Linked DNA regions of Mus musculus: all the other regions are linked to region 2. The links are chromatin loops, found by intact Hi-C in ENCODE. Cell type or tissue: heart. All regions are shown on one strand. Region 1 overlaps Gm38534 (a long non-coding RNA gene). Region 2 overlaps Msi2 (musashi RNA-binding protein 2). Region 3 has its middle 13 kb from the start of Mrps23.

Region 1 (8,000 bases), 160 kb after region 2:
ATTGAGAAAATGCCCTACAGCTGGATCTCATGAAGGCATTTCCTCAGGGGAGGCTCCTTTCTCTGTGATAACTCCAGCTTGTGTCAAGTTGACACACAAAACCAGCCAGTACCGATCCCGAATAAGATGAAAATTAATCTGACCCATTTGGAAGGCAATTTGAAAAGATGTTCTAAGAGCCTTAGATATGTTTTTGGTCTCCTCATCCCCACTCTGGCAATCCATTTGAGTCATAAACTAAAAGATCAAAATATCTTTATAAGCAAACATATCCACTGTGCTATGATCTAGAATCTAGAGCCGCTGAGATGGCCACTTGTATATCTTTGGGAAAGCAGGGACGTTCTCTTCTTGACACTAGTATACTTTCTCTTTCTGTATATTTCTTTCCAGAAGGTGGTGTCAGTTCCAGAATGGAGAATTCACTTATCATTTTGAATCCTAAGGGCTCTGGAAGGGTGTTGTCAGTGACTGGATATTTATGCCCCACCCTCCAATCAAAGGTTGCAATCCTGGTCCATGGTGTGATAGGATCAGGAAGCAGACCTTTGGGAGCTGGCTAGACCCTGGGGATAGTGCCCTTGTGAATGAGACCCGAAGACTCCGTCCCTCGGGCATGGGAGGACACAATGAGAAGAAGTCATCGGAAGCTGGCCTTTGTGAGACACTGAATCTCTTGATCTTGAACTTGTCAGCCTTCACAGCCAAGAGATCAAGGTCTGTTGTTTAGAAGCCACCCAGTCTACAGCATGCTCTTCTCAGAGCCAGAATAGACTAATACGGGTGCTAAGAGCATCCTTGACTCCATGAAGACAGAATAGGAAGCAAGCGTGAATCACCTCATCCGTAGAGTCAGGAAAGCGAAGGGGTCTGGAGCTACAGATGCTCCAAGTGCAGTGGTCTCAGCTCAACCACAAGCCACCTTGGTCCCTGTACACTCAGTCTTCTGCCACTGAGAACCCGGGGGGTTGGGAGTTTGCAAAGCTGGCCTCTCCTGGCATCCTACTCCCTCTGGTGCTGGAGTTGAACCTCTTGGCCCAATCCCAGGAGCATCTGCAGAGGGAGGGAGTTGGGTCAAGGATAGAGAAGCATCATGGGAAGAGAGGAGTCCTTTATTTTCTCCAGGGGCTTTTGGGTGGCTGGAATCCCTGCCTTCTGAAAGGTTTCTTCTATTCGGACCATCACCAGGTTCTGAAATCTTCAGGGGTGATTAACCATAAGGTGTTGTTTTCTCTTAGCAACAATAGTGTTTGTTTGGGCATCTCTTCCATTACCTTCAAGGGCAAGATGGGGACAGGGCAAAGAGGGACTGGGGAAGTGGGTGCCTTCATGGCTAAGAGCAAGTACTGCTCTTACCGAGGACCTATGCTCAGTCCCCAGATCCAGCACCTCCGTGTGACTCCTCACTCATGTGCATATGCATGGCTAGACACAAAATTTAAAAATAATCTTTAGCCAGGTGGTGGTGGCACGTGTCTTAAACCCCAGCACTTGTGAGGCAGAAGTAGGTGGATCTCTTTGAGTTCAAGACCAGCCTGTTTTATAGAAAGATTCCAGGACAGTAAGAGCTACATAGAGAAACTCTGCCTTCCCCACTAAAAGAACTACACACACACACACACACACACACACACGAAAACAGAAAACAGAGGGAGAAGAACCAGCAAGATGATTCAACAATTAAGTGTGTGTACTGCTCTTGCAAGGACCTGAATTCATGGCCCAGCACCTACATCACTTGGCTTACAACTCCCTGTATCTCCAGCTCCAGATGGGCTGACACCTTCTTCTGGGTTCTGCAGACATTTCCACTCTTGTACACATACCCACATGAAGGCAAGCAGGCACGCACGCATGTGCGCGCACAATTATTATTACTATTATTATTATTATTATTATTATTATTGGTTTTTTGAGACAGGGTTTCTCTGTATTACCCAGTCTGTCCTGGAACTCACTCTGTAGACCAGGCTGGCCTCGAACTCAGAAATCTGTCTGCCTCTGCTTCCTGAGTGCTGGGATTAAAGGCATTTGCCACCATTGCCTGGCATGCACGCACAATTTATAAGTTATAAAAATAGATAACAATAAAACTCTTTTTAATAAGAGACAAAATAATAAGGAAGCCAGTTCTCAGTCTGTGCAATAGTTTGGACTCCCTTGGCAAAAGGGTTGCTTGAAGATGGGGGACAGGCTGCTTTTGGGGGGGGGTGTAGATGGGGCTGCTCTACAGATCTCAGCCCTTGGTTTTGAGTCAGCTGGAGTGGACCTAAAAGCCGGCCTGACTTCACCTTGACTCGGCCATTTGACCTCGGCATCTATGACCTAGACATCTATGCTCTTTGCATCCCATCTGCCTCAGTATAGAGTGGAGGACTCTCTTTCGGAAAGTATTGCTGAAAATATCAGAAATGTTTCTAACTCACCCCATACAATCAGTGGAGCACGGCGGGTGCTCGCAGACGTCATTCTTATTCATACAACGGTCTGTTCTGGTGACTCGAGGAGCAGTGACCTAGAATCACTCAGAAAGAATAGTGGCTCTTGTATGTTTCCCAAACAAAACAGGACACTGTCCCCCCACTCCCACCCGCCACCCCAAATCTGATGCATTCAAGCCTTCAAGGAACGACTGGAATACAGTGTCTGTCCCATGCCTACTGCAGCAGTGCAGCCCCCCTGAGCCAAGCAGGACAGGACAGCAGCCACTGCTGGAGCCATGCATTTCTATCACAGAGAAACCAACCTCTCTTCCACCGACACTGAAACTGCCCATCCCCCATCCTGGAGTCCCATGAATCCAGGTTGCCTCTCTTCAGCAACAGGACAAAGCCCCTCCAGGGCTCCATTTCTTACATTCAGTAGGTGATTGTCACTTGCTGCCCAGTTGATCTTCCCATTTCTCTGGGTCTCATCCACAGGAAGTGCAGCTGAAGGGTGGATGGAACACCTGCGGCTCTGAGCCCTGCAGAATTCCTCCTTCCAAACAGTAAGGAGCCTGCACATTCCCGGATCCAGCACCCTGCAGGGCTGAGGCAGAGGGATCTCACTCAAGCCTAGCCTGGGCTTCATAGTGAGGTCCTGTCTCAACTAGGCAAACAAAAGCAACAGAAAGAAAAGAAGGAGTCAAAGAATCTGCAGGGCAGAAGGATTGCCAGGCCCCTCTATGGCTGACTCGCCCCGGCTGGTAACACATTATCAAGCCAGTTCAGAGGAGCCACTGTTCTCAAATCAAGAATTAGGTTTATGTCTGGGTCTACTCCAGAACACTGGCTGCTCCCTGCCTAACCATAGCCGCCTCTGGAAGTCCCAGGTTGTAGTTCACTCCAGGGACGAAGCATGGGGACATGCCAACAGGACACAGGGCACAGTCTGATGCAGCTGAGTCAGTTCTGGATGCTTTAGAGAGGCACGGGGTAGGGGGGTGGGGTCGCAGGGGGCGGGGGGGGGTTCGCGGGGGCGGGGCCTGGGGGCGCGGGGGGGGGGCAGGGGGCGCTCTGGTCCTTCCGGCTCCCTCTAGCTTTGCTTCCTGGCTTGGTATTATAGATCTGAGAGATGCAGACTGCTGAGCTCTCGGCAGGAGCAGCTGTGTCCCTGGCTCTCCCTCTGTGGCCTGGAGTGCCTCTGGCCAGGCCTCAAGCAGTCACATGCAGATGACAGCTGTGGTGGCACCAGGACTCAGGCGCCCATCACATGGCTGCCCTTCGCTTCTGGCCTTCCCTAGGGACAGTTGCTCCTTAGCACACAAGAGTAGCGAATGGCCAGTGGTGCCTTGGGAAAGGAGCAGAGGAGGGTGGGCCCTGAGTAACGACATCTGCTTCTGAGTCCTTTGGTCTAAAGTCGAGGTTCACATCTCTCTTTTTTGTATCCCAGCAAGGGCAGGAAGCTGCTTTTCCAACCCCAAATCAGTATCTCAGTGGTCCCTAGAGCAGGAAGTCTTAGAAAGAAATCAGCTCAGACAGGAACTTTAAAAGAAAAGTAGGTGTTTGTTCAGTGCCTGCCTGACCTCAGGTTCACCAAATTCCTTCCCCAGCCCAGTACCTAGGAGTCCTGGCCGAGGCTAGGCCTTGAGCTTGGTGACCCTCTTGGAATCCCCCTATTTTAATGTCAACACCCAACCCAAGAGCTGGAGCTTCCTACCTCTATCTCATGCCACCCTAACACCCTTCCACCAGAGCATAGATTTCTCATAAACCTTCGCAGAATCTTCTGATTCTATGAGGTAGCTTTGCTAGCCACAAGAATACAGGAGCTGAGGCTGGGAGCTGGGGAGTCAGTCTCTCTCCAGCCTAGAGCGAGACCTCATTGCTCGGCCTCTCGTGGCGAGAGAGCGCCCCCTGCTGCCCAAGCCCAGCTGGTACCACACAGCCCGAATGAGGGATGAGGGACAAAGATGGGGCGGAGGGGACACCCAGAGAAGGGACTGTAGGTTTGTCATTCAGAGAGTTTCCACCTCAGGACACACTGCCTGGCTCAACCTGGCAGGGAAAAAAAGGTTCAGACTCTCTGTGCTAACATCTGCCTGTGGCGACAGTTTGGGCGTAACAGTCCGTCTAGGGGGCGTGGAGTAGCTCTCTAAGGCACCTCGATTAAAAGACGCGGTCTGGTTTGAAGCCATGGCTCCACCGCGCACTACCCTCAGACTTGGGCATGCGGTTTAACCTCTGAAAACGGGTTTCTTCATTAAACTGAGATAATCAATAGCGCATACATCACAGCAATGGTTTACAGAGATAATTCATGTAAAACGCACACTGAGCTTTCAATAACAGCAACTCTCTGGTATCGATTCGCCTGACACCCCTACAAATGAGTGATAAGAGCTAACTAGGGCTCGTGGACCCAAGTCAGGGGATTTGCTTTTCCAAGGCGCTTTCATCATTAAATGGATCTGGTCTAGTTCCATGGGCACATTTGAGGAAAACAACGTTGCCTAAAGGGGGAAATAAATGCCAGAGACATTCACAAAACATCAACCATAAACAATTACTAAACACATTGATCAATGCTCAGAGCTCTACAATAAAGACAGGGAGAAAGTTATGGCCCAGGACCTTTTGTCCCACGCTTCCCATGCTACCAATCCCCACCTGACCCCTGGTTGATGAATTACTCTTTGGGCTACAAATATGCTGAAGTATCTCCTTACCAAAAAAAAGCAACTGCACGAAATGCTCCTCCAGGGAGCGCCCGCCCACCCCAAATGTCAACAGCCGACTCAGTGAAAGGCTACATGGTGTCTTCTGTCAGCTCTCAAGTTTGATAGACCAGGTGTTGGTGCCCACAGCACTCCACCTGCCCTCTTTAAAGTCACCATGACTTGTACACAGCGCATCCAGAGCTCTGTTTGCAAACCTCATCCCTCCTCCATTAGCAAGGTTTTGACATAACTAGTGGATGCTCTTGGCCCCCTTCCCGCTTAGGGAACTGTGCCCTCCACTCCAGCTAGGCTCCTCTCAGCCACCCCGGCTCCTCCAGCAATGAATTATCTCTGCAAACCATTGCATCATGTCTCCTCACATCTCATCCCTGCGTTCCCACTTATTAGTGGCAACCTCACACATGCGGTTACTTGGTCAAACAATGTGGCTATCCTCTCTCCTTGCTACCTTTCTTCTGCCCCCACCCCCTTTCTAAGACAAGCTCTCATGTAGCCCAGGTTAGCCTTAAACTCGATATCTAGCTGAGGATGGCTTTGAACTGGCATTAGAGGCCTGCCCCACCATGTGGTTCTATGTGGTGTTGGGGGATCTAACTGAAAGCCTTGTGCATGCTAGGAAAACTAACCACCAATCAAACTGTAAATCTCCTACTGTCTCTTTCTTTCACACCCTCAACCGGAACATCAGCAGATCTAGTCCGTTTTACCTTTCAGATGTGTCTAGACTCTTCCTGCTTCTTGTTCCACTATTCTACATAGTCCATACCACCACTATCTCCTGGCTGCTCGCCCAGCTTCTACCCACAATCCTCTGCTGGTATTTCCACATGCCAGTGGACTTTCCAAAGATTCCATGTTTGGAATGTACAGTTCTTCCACTCAACAGAGCCATCCATGATCACACCCTTGGTGTCTTCTCTGATGTCATCACCCTTGCTCATGTCTGCCAGGCTTCTTTGCTGGAATGTACCTAGCTAGCAGCATGATTCTGTCATATGGGGCTCTGTTCTTTTTTCCTTTCTTTCCTGAATGTTACGACCCCAGGCTCTGAATTCACTGGGCTCCTTCCTTATATCATTCATGTTTCTACATAAAGAGCAAAGCCCATTCCTTCCCCTTTACAGAATGAAGTTTTTCATGGCAGTCATCACCCCTGGATATATTATTATAAATCTGATACTTTGTCTCCTCCGACTAAGCTCCGGGGAATCGAGGGGCTTTGTTTCTGTTCACTACTGTATCTACACGTCCTAGTCTGATGTCTGGAACAGTAACTGCTCAGGAAATGTACTAATTGCAGAAGTGAGTTAGTGCACACTGGAGGTCCCACCCATGACCTGAGGCCAGAGATGTTTCCAGGACTCTGTGCCTTGCCTATCACCAATGATCTATGAAATAGAGATAAAGACTCCGCCTTCTTGTTTTCAAAACTGGTGAGCATGGGCTGCTAGGTAAAGATGCTTGCCCACAAGCCTGACGACCTGAGTTCATTCCCAGGACCTGCATGGTAGAAGGTGAGAACAGACTCCTACAGGTTCTCCTCTGACCTCCACATGCACATTATGGTGCATGTGTGTGCACACACACACACACACTCACACACACACACAAGCACACACAAATAAGTAAATCGGTGTGATTAAAAATTTAAAAGAAAACTGTAAATATTGATTACGTAGAGCTTGGGCCTTCTTCTTCTTCCATTTCTGGATTCTCACATTAGATTTCTCTTTCTCTCCATCACAGAGGCAGAGACACACTTGTGGAACCACCTCTCTCTCTCCTTCATCAGTCTCTCTCATTCATTGTTCCGGTGATATGCCCAAAGAAATGAGCATTCCGGTGAGGCCAGCTGGGGCTGGGATGGTCCTGGCTGTTTCTAATAACACTCTTAAATAAACCCGGGATGCACCTGACCTTGTAAAAACGTTGGGAGCAAAGGGGTCAGTGTTTCTCAGAACAAATCTCCTTTCCTATTTCATGTGATGATGAACTGTGGGATTGTGCGTCCGGCAAGAAAGCCTGAAAAGAAGTCAGCCTTTCCCCAGCAACCGCTCCCTCCGCAGAGCCTCTTCCCTTCCTAAGGAGTCATGCTCCTCCCACCTGACGAGCATTTGACTAAATAGGCAAGCACACAAGTTCACCACTGCCATTAGTGGGCTAGACACTAAATGGACGTGTTTACGGGGCACTGAGATGGAAGATGGACGGAGTGCAGAGGCAGCTAAGAGGAAATTAGGCAGTAGCTGAGGTTAGACACTGGTGCAGAGTGCACTGGGTGCACTGGGGAGAGTGGGGTTAAAGATTGCTGCTCAGGAGTGGACTGAATGCAGATGTGATGTCAGGAGTATCTGGAGGGCAGGGTGAGCTCCAAGTGCAGATTTATTAGAGTCCCAGATTTGGAGCCTAAATAATTGGACACTTGGCTTCCCAGAAGACTTTAATTTTTCATCCTGTGCTTGCAACTCTCTCTCTCTCTCTCCCCACCCCCCGTTCCTCTGTCTCTGTCTCTATCCCTGTCTCCCAGTCTCTCTGTCTCTCTCTCTGCGTGTGTGTGTGTGTGAGTGTGTGTGTGTGAGTGTGTGTGTGTGTGTGTATGCAGAAGTCTGAAGTACTTAGATGCTGTATGTCTTTCTCAATTGCCGCCAACCTTATTCTCCTGAGACACAGTCTCTCATTCCCTCAAGCTCACCATTCACCTCAACTGACAAACAAGTCCCAGGATCCTCTAGCCTCTCCCTCCCCAACGCTGGGATGGCAGCCATGAGCTTCGGAGCTCTTGCATAAGGTCTGGAAACTGAGCTCAGCCTCTCCTCTTTCCCCACTAAGCCATCTCTCC
Region 2 (8,000 bases):
CTCAGGCAGGAGGCTGTTTCTGAAGGATCCTTCAATTCTAAAGAGAGAGAGGTCTTTAAAAGTCTTGTTGGGCTAAGACACAGTGCAGGATATAAGTGGGGAGAGTTGGTGCTAGAGTAGACAGCGATCAAACACCCGAGAGGCCAAAGAGAAATGCTTGGGGCTCTGCCACTGGGTATGGCTGTCTTCAACTTTGCAAGTGAGGAATGGGGCTAAGGGCCAAGGACAAGGGGACACCCAAAGAGGGGTCAGAACCCTCTGTATGTTCTCTCCAGGGACACGGCTTGGGAAGTGTGAGGCTGGTGAGAGGGGCTGTGGTTGGGCATCTGTTTAGCTCAAGTGCTATCTGCTGTGGGTCTCACTCACTTACTTGCTGAGGACCCAACTTTTACTGAGAGGTGAAAACTTACCAGTTCGAGCCCCTATGCAGACAATTGTGTCCTCTCTAGAGCCTGCCAGACACCTGCCTCATATGTCTGTGATGTATTAGGCTCTGTGTACTGGGGAGACCAGCAGCTCAGAATTCCACACATGGTAACAAATGAAGCAACCTGATGATCACGATTGCATTTGTGTGGTGGACCTGAGTCCTCTGTTTTACTGTAGGATGTTGGAGAACAGGGAGTGACCTTCATTTTCCTAAAGAATCTTCTAGAACCTGCTCTGGAAACTCAAGTGTCAGCTCTGTATGTCGGTGCCGTTTCCCTGCTAGCCCTCGGAAAGTGAGCTGGAAAGGACCTGAGAGAGTCTCTTTTTACCTTGGGTGGCTGAGCCCTAAAACAGATGCAGAAACTGAGAAAGGCTACATCTGTCTCTTATCTGATTGATAGGAAACACTGATAATCATATTGCAAAAAGAGCCAGTCGGATATTATCTTACTATGCTTTGGATTTGGCCTATTCATGTCTTTGGGGCAAAGAGTGTCTTGTTTGGGGCTGCTGTCAGAAATTGTCATAACTTGTGAACAAGAAGTCTCTTAGAGTTTTGGAAGCAAGATATCAGAGTCAGGGTGCCAGCATCTTTGGTCCTAGGAAGGTCCCTTTACAGGGTTGCAGAAAGACACCTTATTGTAGCCTGACTGGGCAGGAGAGGGGAACAAAGCAAAGGTTTCATCCTCACTTTCCAAACTTCACCTCCCAAAGCAACATGCAACACACACACACACACACACACACACACACACACACACACACACACACACACACACACACACACCCCAGTCCATAGCAGAGCCCTGGGAGTTTTGATCTGGGGGACCTGGCATTTGCTTATACTACCTTCACTTCCAAGTGCAAAGCATGAGGTCCAGAAAACAGAAGGAGGTCCCCAGGTCATGCCCAGACAAGACTATAACCAGGCCCCTGCGTTATCAGCATCTCTCTCCATCTCTACCCAGGTCCCCTTGCATATTAGCGCCAACGTGACAGCCAAGCTCAATGCAAAGTGGTAGAGCCACCATGTGTGGGCCCACGTGGTACCCTGGTGCTTACTGAGCATCCTCACAGATGGGTACTCATACTGGAAACGCTGTTGGGGACGGAAAGAGAAGAAAGGAGGGGGCAGGAGGGTGGAGAGAGGCATGCAGGATGCTGATCGGCGGTCAGCCTGCCAAAATTCTTTAGTGCAGCTTGTCTACTAAAGCCAGTCTCCAGCCGAGCAAATACAGTGGATAGCTGACAGGCTGACAGCAGGCATCAGACAGTCTTAAACTGCCCCAAATCCACAGCATGTTTGAAGCGGCAGAAGCAAAGAGATGCCCGCACAGAACAGAGGCCTGCAACTTTTAATAGTTCCTTCCAGGCCTCAGGATGTCCTGATGAGGTATTAGAGGAAGTCATTCAGGAAGAAAAGGACCAATAACTGCCTCCGCGTGGAGGCCGACCCGAGGGCTAGCCATCGAAGCTCACAGAAAGGGCCAGTGCGGCCCCGCAGTGATCCAAGAGGCTCTCTGCAGCCCACGAGCCTGCCTCCACACAGAGCCAGCAGGCTCTGACCCTTGTAAATAACAGACAAGTAAATTTCTTGTTTGCTTCTGGGCAAATGTAAGCCACAGGGGGCCTGCTGCATGTGGGTGGACTCCTGACTGGTGCCTGCTGTTGGAAGGGTGTTGAGTGTAAACTGGAATCACTGCCTAGACCACAACATCCCCATTCCCCCTCCCACTCACCAACCCCCGCGCCCCCGCCTGTTTGGAAGCTGTCCTGACTGCAGGCCACCCTGCCTACCCTGCAGGAACCAAACTCATTCCTCCTCTTCGTTTCTCCTTCCTTTAGGGTTTGGCTTTGTCACCTTTGAGAATGAAGACGTTGTGGAGAAAGTCTGTGAGATTCATTTCCATGAAATCAATAATAAAATGGTAAGTCTGGAGGGGTTGTCCAGCAGGGGACAGTGGGATTGAGTCACTACAGCGTGCACATTGTGCATGCAATAGATAGAGAGGTACGTGGACCAGGCTTTCAAAGTCCAGAGATAGGCAGATCTTTGTGAGTTGTAGGCCAACTTGGTCTGCATAGTGAGTTCCAGGACAATCAAAGCTAGGTAGAGAGACCCTATTTCAAGAAACCAAAGTCAAAAATAGGCTGGGGAGATAGCTCACACTCAAGTGTTTGTTTGCAAGTCTGAGAACATGTTTGATCTTCAGACGCCCTTTAAAACACATGGGGTGTGGTAGTGTGCTCTTATAACCCCAGCATTGGAGGGGTGGATGGGCATAGGCTGATGCCTGGGGCTGACTGCCAGCCAGCCTACCCTAGTTACTGACTTCCAGGGCAGTGAGACTCTTGGGTAGAGGGACCAGGTGGTACATCTGAGGACGAACACCAGAGGTCATCTTCTGGCTTGCACACATGTGCACCCTCCACACATAGACTTACACGGTACCATCTGCACACACATACACAAAACTAAAATGAATTAATAAAAATCTAAATAGGAAGTATTCGGGCCTGTCTCAAAAGTTAAAAGAAAAAACTGACCAGTGTTTAAAGCTGTTCATCTGGCCGTTACAACCGCGCTGGGTTGTAAACACATCCGTAGGCCGTACTTATGTGAATTTCATACAAGCAGATCATAGTCCCCTCTCTCCTTTCCTCCAACACAGAATCCAACTTGCAGGGCATGCACTCCATATTTTGCTACACATCTCGCTCTCTTATATTTCAACCATTTAATAACATAAAAGAGCATTTTCAAATCTTAGGCCTTACAAAAAACAGACAAAAGGCTAGCATGCTAGATCTGATCCTCAGTGGATTTTACAGCTTCCTAATTCCAGCTCCCTCCCCTCCCCTCCCCTCCGCTCCCCTCCCCTCCCCTCCTCTCCTCTCCCCTCTCCTCTCAGATAGGGTCTCACTGTGTACTGTAGTTGTGGTTGGCTTCAGACTCACAGAGATGCGTCTGTCTCTGTCTCCACTAGGATTGAAGGTGTGCGCCACCACATGCATCCTCCTGCCGTGCTTTTGATGGAAGGCCCTTGAGGGGCAGATCTTAGATAGGAGATTTGACAAACTGCTTTTCTTTCTGCCCTCATAATCTGCTGCCTCCTTCCCTTTCATGGCTGCTCCTCCTGGTGGAATAAGAAGTCTCAGGAGGAGGGGAGGCTCCACTCTGTAGAGACCAGGAGACTGCCCACAGAAGTGGCCACTAGAGGGTGCCATGCCCTGTGTGGTGTCTGCCTGCTCTCTTTCCCATCCCACCGTCCTCTCAAGTTACTTGAATAGGGGGTGACAAACCCTTTCTTTGTTGGTTTGAGAGAGAGAGACAGAGAGAGAGACAGACAGAGAGAGAGAGAGAGAGACAGAGACAGAGACAGAGACAGAGAGAGAAGGAGAGAGAAAGAGAGACAGAGAGAGAGAGAGAGAGAGAGAGAGAGAGAGAGAGAGAGAGAGAGAGAGAGAGAGAGAGAGAGAGAAGAGAGAGCTGGAGCAAGCTCAGTAGGTGTTTCAGGATCCTCTGAAGGCCCCCCAGAGCACACACATTTTGGTTGGCCAGCAAAGCCTCCATCCCAGAGAAAAGAGGTTGGGAGGTCAAATTTGGGCTTCGATCGCAGCTGTGACTTTGATATTTTCTCCCCTTTGTCAAAACATTCCTTGCTTGGGAAACATGCATTCAGATATGCATTGTATATTGGTCTGATATGTGTTCACCAACTTTAGATTCAATAATAGAGCTTTTAGTGTGGATAAGATCAAAGCAATCTGCTTAGCATGTGGTGCTGCAGGCTTGATTCAATATTTGACTTGCTAATTTTTTCCCAGGGCACTAAAATAATATTGTTCATATTGTTCCTAGCCATCATATGCATCCGAAATGAAAATAGTCTTTCTTTGCATAGTGTATGTTGGAGGCATCTGCATAGGCATTAAAGTAGTTTGAGGGAGACAGATGATGATCAACACAGGTTCCTTTGTGGACTTTGTCCTCCAAATGCTATTGCCTTCCAGTCGGCACCTCCTTTCCCACCTTAGGTTGCTGCTGGCTGTTTTCTAAACTAAAGAGGTAGAGAACCTGCACCTGTGTACTGATGCCTTGTTTAGCCTCTCGGAGCTTGCTGTTGACAGGCTCCGAGAAGAAAGGTTGTTGGACCCCAGGGAGTGGAAGAGGCAGCAAAGGATGCAGGCGGGTACCATTTCTGCATTCCTTCTCGTCAGGAAGGGCACAGTGCAGGCAAGAGATGAGTCCTGGTGTGACAGTGCGCAGATTTTGAAATAAGCCTATGATATGGGGTGGGAAAGGCTTTGTCATCCTCCATCTCAGAAGAGGAACTAGGTCCTAGGATTAGCCCCAGGGCTACCCATTGTGAAGGAGCAGGGTTTTGAGCTTCCTGGCTGCTCAGTGAGCTGTTTCAAACCCTTGTCTGAGTTTGGGATGAAAGAGTAAGTAAGCCCAGCTGGGCAATGGTGGCACACGCCTTTAAATCCCAGCACTTGGGAGGCAGAGGCAGGCGGATTTCTGAGTTCGAGGCCAGCCCGGTCTACAGAGTGAGTTCCAGGACAGCCAAGACTACACAGAGAAACCCTGTCTTGAAAAAAAGAAAGAAAGAAAGGAAGGAAGGAAGGAAGGAAGGAAGGAAGGAAGGAAGGAAGGAAGGAAGGAAGAAAGAAAGAAAGAAAGAAAGAAAGAAAGAAAGAAAGAAAGAAAGAAAGAAAGAAAGAAAGAAAGAGAGAGAGATAAAGAGTAACCCCCCTCCCCCAGGTGACCAGAGGAGTGGAATAAGGTCATGTTGGACGAAAGAGAGATGCTGTCTAGGAGCCAGAGATGCTGCCAGCCATTCCCTAGGCCTCTCCCATGTCTCAGTGCCACTGTTTATGCAGGTGGTGCTGACTCAGTGGCTAAAATTCCTATTTTCCTTTCATCTGGGACTGTGCTTGTTCTGTAAGCAATAAGCAAAATCGGAAGCAGACAGAGATGGGAAAGGCATGAGGACAGAAGACAGAAGAGTTCAGGTACAGACTTTGAGGTGTCCATGGAAGTTTTTAGCCTAGATCTGCCCAGAGGAGAAATCAGAGGTTTTGGGGAGCAGGGGCAGAGGGAGGTCACTGAACCCCAACAAACGGAGCTAAGACTGCCACTTCCCTGGTTGTTGCTGGCATGGGCACAGGGCATCACAGTGTTTGCCTCATGGCAGAGGTGTCATGATCTTGAAAGCCCTGCCTTCAGACTGCTCTGAAGAAAGGTATAATTTCAAGGGAGTGGGGGTTTGCAGAGAAGGCTGTAGCCTGAGTTGCTTTTGAATTCACCAAGACAGGAAATGCATTTCAACTGTGCTATGGAGAGAATTTGAATGAGCCACTCAGGAAGACCTCTAAGCCCAGACAGATGCTAAAAGGAACATAGGAGGGTTTGCTCTTCTGGGTTATGAAACTGGAGAGGACAGTCCTCCAACCCTTGCCATGGCCCCGTAGTGGACTTGGGCATCCACTTTCTCACATTCAAAGATCTGATGGCTCTCAGCCATGAATCACAGAGGTGGGACTTGAATCCAGGACCCCTGGCTCAATGGTGTGCACCTGGCATTTATCAGACTTAATTAATAACTGTGGAGTGATTAAAGGAACCAATCACCTGACTCAAAGGCATACATAGCTCCCAAAGCCGTTCCTTCTCTAATTTGGTTAGTGAATCTAGTGAGCTTTTATAAAAGCTCTTCAGTGCCTGGTGATGGTGGCACATGCCTTTAATCCCAGAATTCAGGAGGCAGAGGCAGGTGGTTCTCTGAGTTAGAACCTAGACTACAGAATGAGTTCCAGGGGCCTGGAGAGATGGCTCAGCGGATAAGAGCACCCTCTGCTCTTCCAGAGGTCCTGAGTTCAATTCCCAGCAACCACATGGTGGCTCATGGCCATCCATAATGGAATACCCTCTTCTGGTGTGTCTGAAGACAGCTACAGTGGACTCATATAAATAAAATAAATCTTAGCTTTTAAAAAGAATGAGTTCTAGGACATCAAGGGCTACACAGAAAAATCCTGTCTTGAACACACATATGCATGCATGCATGTATACATACATACATACATACTACATGGATAAATAACTCTTCAGCATCTTAGAGCTAGGACAGGCTAGGAAGCCCAAGAAAGACCATCATGCAACAGTTTTCCAGTATATCCATTTCTTGAAAACTTGAAGAAATTTTCCCCTAGGGTAAGGTGAGGTAGAAGTCTGGGCAGGAAGTCTCTACATGGCACTTTCTGCTATAGGTTGCAGCAGCTAACATTTTAGAATGTAGACATTTTGATTGCTGGACACTTGCTTGGTACATCTTACCTGATTTGATTGTCACACGCCTTCTAGTATTAAAAAAGATATCGGGGCTGGAGAAGTGGCTCAGCGGGTAAGAGCACTGACTGCTCTTCCGAAGGTCCTGAGTTCAATTCCCAGCAACCACATGGTGGCTCACAACCACCCATGGTAAGATCTGACGCCCTCTTCTGGTGCATCTGAAGACAGCTATGGTATACTTACATATAATAATAAATAAATAAATCTTAAAAAAAAAAGATATCAAACCATTTTCCCCATTTTAAAGACAGGCAAGGCAGAGATGAAGCAACTTGCCCAAGACCACACAGTCAGCAAGTGGCAGTCCCAGAATTCAGGACCAGAAAGCTACACTCTTGAGCTCATGGTTGAACCACGAGGCTGGCCTTTCTCTGTAGACCAAGAAGGACCATGATGAGCCAGGCACCAGCACTCGGGAGGCAGAGGCAGGCAGATTTCTATGAGTTCGAGGCCAGCCTGGTCTACAGAGTGAGTTCCAGGACAACCAGGGCTATACAGAGAACCCCATCTCAGAAAACAAAAAACAAAACAAAAAAGGACTGTGATGATGGGATTGCTGGCGTATAAGGCTACCCATGGCCACAGAGCATCTTTTCCCCCTCAGCCCATGTAGTTTCTTGATCTCCTAATTGATTCCCAGCTAAGGCAGAGGACTGAGTTTAGGCTTAGGGGTCCTGGTCAGTCATCATTCTAGACCTCTTCCCTTGATCCTTGAGGCATGGTAGAGAGCTGGCTGCCACTCAAGCTAAGGTTCCAACCCACAAGATCTGAGCCTCAGCCAAAACCAGAACAAATGCAGATGCGTCCGTCAGTAAACACACAAATGCAGGCACTGAGCAACCTCATGATCCTCCTCTCTGGCCACTCTGAAAACTCCAGCTCTGATGCAGCTAATAACGCCTCCCATGGTGGCTTGCCCCTGATTGAAACAGCCCCACAGCAGCAGGGACACTTGCTTGATTAGTCAGTCACCAGAACCCAGCCTGCAAGCAGCCTCCTGATGTGCCAAGCAGCCACAGGGAAGGAGGCGAGAATTGACACATTGCCAGCTTCTGGGTTCATCAGAGGCCTGGCGCAGCCCCTATCTCAAAAATATGACGGGAGATGTTTGTACCTCGATTGGGTGAGCACGGAGGGTGTGGTATGGAAGGTACCAGGGTAGAGCCCTCTCCTACACCTCATTCACAGGGAATTGGTGTTTCTAGGTATCATGCTG
Region 3 (8,000 bases), 200 kb after region 2:
TCTGTAATGGGATCCGATGCCCTTTTCTGGTGTGTCTGAAGACATCTACAGTGTACTCTTATGCATTAAATAAATAAATCCTTTTTTAAAATCATTTATTTCTTATTATGCTAGTGTAAATTCGGAGGTCAGAGGACAATTTATAGGGGTCAGCTCTCTCCTTCTGCCATGTGGGTCCTGGGATCAAACTCATTTGCCAGGCTTGGTGGCAAGCACCCTTATGCACCGAATCACACCAGAACATCCTCCCACCAGAGACTGTGGCGTGCTGAATAACAGTGGAGCTATTGTAAGCTTGAGTGAGACTGTGCAGACAGCTGGCGGACTGCAGAAAGCACTCTGAAGTGCTACAGGTGTGGCACAGTGGGTAGAACCTAGCATACCAGAGGACCTGGGTTTGAGTCCCAGCACCACACTAGAGGTAGAAGAGACCATTTCCCCAGGGTTAGTGCTGTGGTGACTATCTTAATCCTGACGGCCTCAAAGTTTTCAGGTTCAGGGTCGTGCCCTGGTGGCGGGTTCCTCTCTATATTGTGTTCTTTGTTCCATGGAGACTTGTGGAATCTCTATTTATCTAAATGCTGCTTTGTTAAAACAAACAAACAAACGAACAAAGGCAAAAGTGAAGGAATGGATGTTTACAGAAATCCTTAGTATGACGAAAACAAAGGCACTGGGTACATCAGAGTAAAGGGGATGAAAGACCCAACAAGATGTAAGCAAAGTAGTATGTAAAGTGAGTGGAATCAACACACACACACACACACACACACACACCCCAGAACTAACCACCTTGCTCAGAAAGCTAAGGACGGGCTGCCCAGCCCAGCAATCCCACTAAAGAGACCCCGGGGAGTTCTTGCTTGTAAACACACAAGAAACAGGCACAGTGAAGATCCTTGCAGCATCCAGGACAGAGCAACCTCAGCTCTGAACTACTCAAGAAGGGCTCATAAGTGAGAAGGGCAACTCACTTTTTAAAAAAAAATTTATTTTATTTGTTTGTTTACATATTTTATGTACATTTTGTCTGCATGTACTCAGAAGAGGGCGTCAGATTCCATGAGGATGACATGAGACTATAGTTAGAGGAGATTGTGAGCTGCTGTGTGGGTTCTGGGGACCAAACTCGGGATCTCAAGAAGAGCGGCCAGGTTTTTTTTCTTGTTTGTTTTTGTTTTGTTTTGTTTTGTTTTTAACTACTGAGTCATCTCTCCAGCTCCTATTTATTTATTTATTTATTTATTTATTTATTTATTTATTTATTTAGAGACCGGGTCTCTCTGTGTAGCTCTAGCTGTCCTAGAACTTGCTAGGTAGACAAGGCTGGTGTCAAACTCACAGAGATCCACATGCTTCAGGCTTCTAGGTGCTGTGGTTAAAGGGGTGTGCCACCACACCGGGCTGAGGGTTTCTTGTTACTTCCAGTGTGTGTATGTGTACGTGTAGATGAATGTGCTTGTGCCGGAGGAGGCCAGAAGAGGTTATCAGATCCACTGGAGCTGGAGTTACAGGCAGTGGAGAGTAAACACGAGGCTTCTAGAAGAGCAGCAAGTGCTCTTCATCACTGGGCCATTGCTCAGGCCCCAGAAGATAACAATAATGGGAAGGATAAACACCTCGTCCAAGAAGACAGCACAAGGGGACAAGACCGAGAATTTACATAGAAATACTTTGTTTGAGTTTAATAAGTTTAGTCATTGCAAAGGGGTAGCGTGTATGGGCCTGTATTTTATATATTGTATGCTTGAGGGTACTACACCAAAGCTATGCCCAGATGTACTTTAACTGAATGTAACAGCCAAAGCTAACTTGGGAAACCAAGACACCAGATTTACCGAAGCCATGAAAGGAGATCTTTCCCCTTGTTCAGGAGCAGCACTGGGTTTCCTTGAACAGAGCATCCTCGCATGGGTGAAAGAAAAGATGGATCCGTGATGTTTCCTCGGGACACAGAAATAGTCTGCAGAGCAGGAGCACACCCCAGCATCCTGAGATGCTGGCCACAGCTGGGTAGCAACAGAGGAGTGAGCAGCCGCATCTGAGACATCCCCAGAGCCAACGGGTCTTCTGGAGGCAGGCGGGAGGCAGGCTGACCCTGAGGGTGTGAAACAAGCTAACTCCGGTAAGACTCGCCTGTAACTCCTGGCCCTGGTGGCAGTTGACATCCCACTAAGGCCTTGTACTGGCTGTAGATATCCAGGCTGCCAAACTGGATAGGCTGCAAGGCCACTTGCCTCACTCAGCAGAGCTCTGGGAGGCTGGGGTAAAGCATCAGGGGTCTTCTAAGAAGACAGTGAATATTTTAGAGATAACACGGGAGTGATTTGGAGTTTAAACCAAGCACCCTGAGAGGGTTCGGGAAGCCAGCCTTTCCCGTAGAATTCTTGCACCTAGACTGAATGTTCCCACCCATCAGCCCTGGGTGAGTGCTGTTCTGTGTTGGGTCGGGTACCCTCACAGTCTGGGGTAGTTCCTTCTCCTTCCATCTTTATTACTGCAGCTGCAGAAAGCTTGGGCATTCTACAAAGTTGGAATGCAGTCAGCATCTAGTTCCTCTTTGGTACTTGAAAATGACCTGGCATTGATCCTGTCATCTCCGTGGCCAGGATGGGGAGCCACCCATGCCATTTGCTCCTTCCCTTGACACATGCAAGTGCCTGTTAAGTTCCACACTCTGTGTCAGGGCCAGATGTTGCTCAAAGTGGCTAAGTGACGTGCGTGAAGCCATGAGTGTCCAGATACGAGCCCCGATGTTCTGATTGTACAACAGAAGAAAGAGGTCAGAGCCTTCTACCGTCAGCTCTCCTGAGTGTACACAGCAAAAGTAGGAGCAGAATGTTGAGGGCTAACAGAAAACATAAGAAAGCCATCGACACGGATGCAAGCCAGGCACAGCGGTACACGCCTGTAATCCCAGCACTTGGAAGGTGGGAGCAGGAGATACCTTGAACTCAGCTACATAGGGAGTTCAAAGCCAACCTGGCCTGATCTCCTGTTCATCATTCTCTCTCCCTCTCTGTCTTCTCCCTGCCCCATCAGAAGTAACTAAATAAAAACAAGTTTGCTGTTTGTTTGCTTAATGAAGGCTACAACCACTGGGCAAATTCTAGGAGCAGAGAACCTGCTAGTACACTTTTGGTATTCTTCACTTGAAAATGTACATAAGGGGCTGGTGAGATGGCTCAGTGGGTAAGAGCACCCACTGCTCTTCCGAAGGTCCAGAGTTCAAATCCCAGCAACCACGTGGTGACTCACAACCATCTGTAATGAAATCTGATGCCCTCTTCTGGTGTGTCTGAAGACAGCTACAGTGTACTTACATGTAATAAATAAATAAATCTTTTTTTAAAAATGTACATAAAAAAAATGCCGGGCAGTTGTGGCTCACGCCTTTAAATCCCAGAACTCGGGAGGCAGAGGCAGGAAGATTTCTGAGTTCGAGGCCAGCTTCATCTACAGAGTGAGTTCCAGGACAGCCAGGGCTACACAGAGAAACACTGTCTCAAAAAAAACCAAAAAAAAAAAAAAAAGGACATAAATGTTGGGCAGTGGTGCCACACACCTTAATCCCACCACTCAGGAAGCAGTGGCAGGAGAATCTCTATGAGTTCAAGGCCAGCCTGTTCTATAGAGTAAGTTCTAAACAGAGACACCCTGCCTTGAAAAACAAGGGGAAAAAAGTATATTTATTTATTGGTGCATACAGTGCTGGAAAGAGCCAGGGCTATATAGTGAGACCCTTGTCTTTGTGGGGATTTTTTTGGTTTTTAATAACAGAGGTTTTTTTCTGTGTAGTCCTGTCTGTCCTAGAGATCTGCCTGCCTTTGCCTCCCCTAGTGCTGGGATTAAAGTTGTGCACCACCACTGCCTATCTGAGACCCTTGTCTTAAAAATCAAAACACCAAACAAAAGAGGTGGTAACTTTGGAGGCCGAGGATGGAGGGAGCAAGTACTTAGACAAATGGTGAGATTTCACGATGCTTCCTGTCTGCCTTAGTCTAATGTACATTCCCCCACATCGGACCTAGGCACCGAGGGCCTAGTCCTGCCAAGGACTCAGCTGCGGCTACTGGCTCATCCACAACTCGATGAGGCGGAGCTATGGGTGCTTTCTTACAGGCGAGGAAGATGAGGTTCCTGGGTCACTGACTCCCCTCACTGCACAAGATAGCACAGGTAAGACTTTCTGTTCCTCATTGCCTCCCTACCTACATCCTCCCTCCTTCTCCCTCTACATGAAATGTGCAGATGCGTCATTGAGTGAAGAAGGTTAGGAAGCAGTGCTCTGGGCAGAGTCTCCAGGGGTCCAGCAGAGTTAGCTCTCTCCTCTCCGGCTCCTATTATAGTACAAGGCGCTGCACACCCCCTCTCCTATCTATACACATACACCCGCAGGCCTCTGTCATTTGTCCCATGGCCCGTTCCTTCCAATCTCTACTCCATCCCAATAGCACCCCAGGACCTCAGCTTCCTAAATCTCAGTCAGAACGTTATTTCACAAGGACACTTGCCAACCTTGAAAGACAAGGGACCCGGAGGCAAGGAAATAAAATGTTTCTAGTTGAACAGCACGAGAGCGCAGCGCCACCTAGTGGTGCTGCAGCCTACTGCTCCCGGGCAGTGACATTTTCAGACAATCAATATCTCATTATTAACCATAATCACAACCTGATGTTTACTTTTGGAGAAGTGTTCTGGCAAGGGAGGCACATGCACTTTTCTGCGTGATTCCGAGGCCTGCAATCCTAAATGCCACAATGACTATTAAACAGTGTCCTGCAAGTGAGCAAACAGGAGGGAGCCGAGATTGACGGTCTATCTTTTTTCATCTAAGCTGCTCACCAAAAACAAAGCATCCGCTGAAGCCAGTGACCTTTCACTAACTGCTGGAAGGCAAATGCTTGATAAATAATAAATGGACCCCTACTCGTTGTTGCTTGGAACCATCTTTTAATTAAAAGAACTGAGCAGCGAGAAGGTCAGGTGACTGGTGTTTAAGTTAGAGCCCAGGAAAGGCGTCAATCAAGGGGAAAATTAAGCTTGAAATGCAACGTGATTGTCAGCTTAGCAAGTCGACAACAACAACAAAAACTCCCTCTGCAATCTCCCGGTGGAAGGAAGCAATGGTAGTTGATGGTGACATGTTTAGGGGACATGACACTCAACTCTCTGCCTCCTTTACCCTCCCCTAGCAACCAACTCACTGTGTCGGAGCAATAGCCACTTGCCTGGCTCAGCATCTCCACAGAAACCGCTCTGGAGCCAGGCGCATCCAATCAGAGGCCAGTGTGCCACACCGAGGACTACCCTAGGAGCGACGTGGAAATCATTTCCTGTCTTTCCCACAGGAGGGCAACTGCCCTTCCTCCGCCAGCCAAGGTGACTTCCACCAAGTGGCTCACAGAAACAGCCTGACAGCCCACAGCTAACCCCGCAATGAGGCTGGGACCTGACTCATCTCTGAGGCGGACCTCCAGAGCACAGAGCGGGGAAGAGAGAGCTCTCGTTTCCCTACCGCACTCCCACGCTCTGCTCCGGCAGTGGCCTGTGCAGCAGGCCTCCACTCTCGGGGCCACATTGTGTCAGGTGCCCTCTCTTCTAGACAGACTCGGGAAAACTGCCAACCCAGTTCAGCTTCCTGCCAGGCTTGGTCACAGCCAGCTCTGATGAGAATGGAGCAGGCCCAGTGACTCCAAGTGGGTCACATCTGGACCCTCCGGAGCTTTATCATCCCGCTTTAATAACTGTGATTTTTAAAAGACCAGGCTGGCTTAAACCTGCAGCAACCCTCCTGCCTCGGCCTCCTAAGTGATGGGATTACATATATGCAAAGTGAGGTGAGGACAACAGCAGGGGGTCTTTCTCAGGCACCGCCCACTTTTCTTTTGAGACAAGGTCTCTCACAGGCTGGAATTCGCCAAATAAGCTAGGCTGATTGGCCAGCAAGCTCCAGGGATCTGCCCACTTCTGCCTCCCCAGCACTGAGATTACAAGTGTACTACCATGCCCAACTTTAAAAAACAAACAAACAACAAAAAAAACATGGATCATGGAGCTTCAACTCAGGACTTTATTTACGCTTGCAAGTCAAGCCATTTACTGATTTAGCAATCGCCTCAGCTCCTGGCTTGGATTTCTTTTGCTGCCTCAGAGTTAGAGTCAGGGTTAAGGTTAGGGTTAGGGTTCTTCGTCCTATCCATAACTGAGGACACTTCCCTGGCTAAATACCACACCCCGGGTTGTGTCCTGCCGCCACCACTGCCGCCGCTGTCACCACCTCCACCGCTGTCACCACCTCCACCACTGTCACCACTGCCACCACCACCGTTATCTCATTCATTCTCCCAGCTCTACATCTTGTTTCTTTACTAGCGACTTCATCCATTTCTTAAATACCTGGGCCCTAGTCATCCCTGCCACTTGGGCACTGGGTTATAACCCCCACCTGAACAAAATTAAAGCCTTATTCCTTCCCCACTGGCTCTCACTTCACACTACCAGTCTCCTGGACACTCACACTTGAAGCCACAACATGGCTTCCCTGCTCACTCTCCCGCCCAGCAGACTCCTCAGTGCGGCTGCCAAGGCGATCACAATCTGATCCCAGCCTGTCTGTTCAAACACCTTTCCCATCGCTCCTCAAAACGGCGATCCATAGCCAGGAGAAAACCAGGAAGCTGTGTACCCATCATTTCAACTCACTTTACAACAGGAAGCCGCGGCAACTTTTGCACTTACATCGTGGGCTGGTGGCTGTGATGGGCACAAGGTGACACCAGTACAAACGGGGGCATCCAGAAAGACCCAACTTCTCGGGCTTGTCTTCTGCAAAAGTCACTGGAGCCTGGACACCTGCCTTCAGCTTCAGCTCTGCCAGCCCTCAGGAGGGCCCTGCTCCTGAAAAGCTGTTCAATGCTTCAGCGGCTACAAAGTGAAAACGTCTGCCCTTGTTTGTTCTTCATAGGAAAGGAATGCTTGACGCTGAAGGCCACAGGAAGCCTGCTGGGCACAGGCTGTAGACTTGGCACACAAACCACAATGAAGCACCTGAGTTCGGTCCCTATGGGGGGAGGGGTTCATCAGGAAGTTGACACTCAATCTGAATCATAAAGATACCAAGTAGAGCCGTCATTTGATATTTGAAACCATAAAAGCTGAGGAGGGGTCCCATGTAGTGAGAATTTTGGTTTCTTTAAAAACAGAAAGGGGGCTGGAGAGATGGCTCAGTGGTTAAGAACACCTACTGCTCTTCAGAAGGTCCCAAGTTCAAATCTCAGCAATCATATGGCTTACAACCATCTGTAACAAGATCTGACTCCCTCTTCTGGAGTATCTGAAGACAGCTACAGTGCACTTACATATAATAAATATTTTTTTAAAACAAACAGAAATATTATGGGGATATGTTTTTTAAAAAAAGATTTATTTATTATATTCAAGTACACTGTAGCTGTCTTCAGATGCACCAGAAGAGGGCGTCAGATCTCATTATGGATGGTTGTGAGCCACCCTGTGGTTGCTGGGATTTGAACTCAGGACCTTTGGAAGAACAGTCGGTGCTCTTACCCACTGAGCCATCTCTCCAGCCCCGGGAATATGTTTTTATTTTAATCCGAGGTGTGGGATATGGGATGCTTCAGATTTTCCATAGCAGCGGGATGTAATTTGCTTCATGCTCTGGCAAGGGTGTGATTTTGCCAGCTGCAGATAGTTTACATTTGGAATTTTGGGGTCTCTTGAGAGGATATAAATGCAAGAGCTCCAGAGGGGTACAGTGGCTGCTCTCCCCTCCTCCCCACTCCCACCACTGCTGCTGGTTGGAGATATCCTGAAAAGATCAATATTGCCCCAAGGAACCCAACTTCCCCTAGTCAGCAGGAAGTAGTCTAAAGAGATCGACAGCCCCCTTTCCCCTCTAGCCTTCTTTCTCTCCTACCTTGCGTTGGGGGTTGGAAGGGATACGGTTGGAGGATGGTAGAACTAGGAACCCATAAAGT

What was found. Peaks named below come from ENCODE experiments on the same cell type or tissue, not always from the same donor. Only the 100,000 strongest peaks of a DNase experiment are listed, where the experiment ranks them.
Region 1: it touches region 2 in a loop (8-fold over the local background); 13 of 42 quality-filtered maps call a loop at or near these places.
Region 3: a loop joins it to region 2, with 15 times the contacts of the local background. A loop is called at or near these places in 6 of 42 quality-filtered maps.

The regions. Positions count from the first base shown.
Region 1 is chr11:88,248,752-88,256,751 of GRCm38, reverse strand. Gm38534 (a long non-coding RNA gene) reads right to left here. Exons shown (of 4, transcript XR_001780289.2): 2 at 2,857-3,030; 3 at 2,427-2,515; 4 at 239-1,053. Among named protein-coding and RNA genes, the nearest start is that of Gm34366, 17 kb to the left of the region's middle. In heart, no CTCF peak of the experiment used is centred here; DNase peaks (open chromatin) are centred at 3,211, 3,671 and 4,351; H3K4me3 peaks cover 470 bases; H3K27ac peaks cover 3,734 bases.
Region 2 is chr11:88,408,265-88,416,264 of GRCm38, reverse strand. Msi2 (musashi RNA-binding protein 2) reads left to right here. Exons shown (of 14, transcript NM_054043.3): 8 at 2,275-2,357. Among named protein-coding and RNA genes, the nearest start is that of Mir378b, 59 kb to the right of the region's middle. In heart, a CTCF peak has its summit at 3,624 (motif pointing right); a DNase peak (open chromatin) is centred at 3,634; H3K27ac peaks cover 3,369 bases.
Region 3 is chr11:88,212,951-88,220,950 of GRCm38, reverse strand. No RefSeq gene overlaps it. Among named protein-coding and RNA genes, the nearest start is that of Mrps23, 13 kb to the right of the region's middle. In heart, a CTCF peak has its summit at 7,465 (motif pointing right); DNase peaks (open chromatin) are centred at 4,450, 5,270 and 5,620; H3K4me3 peaks cover 642 bases; H3K27ac peaks cover 2,364 bases.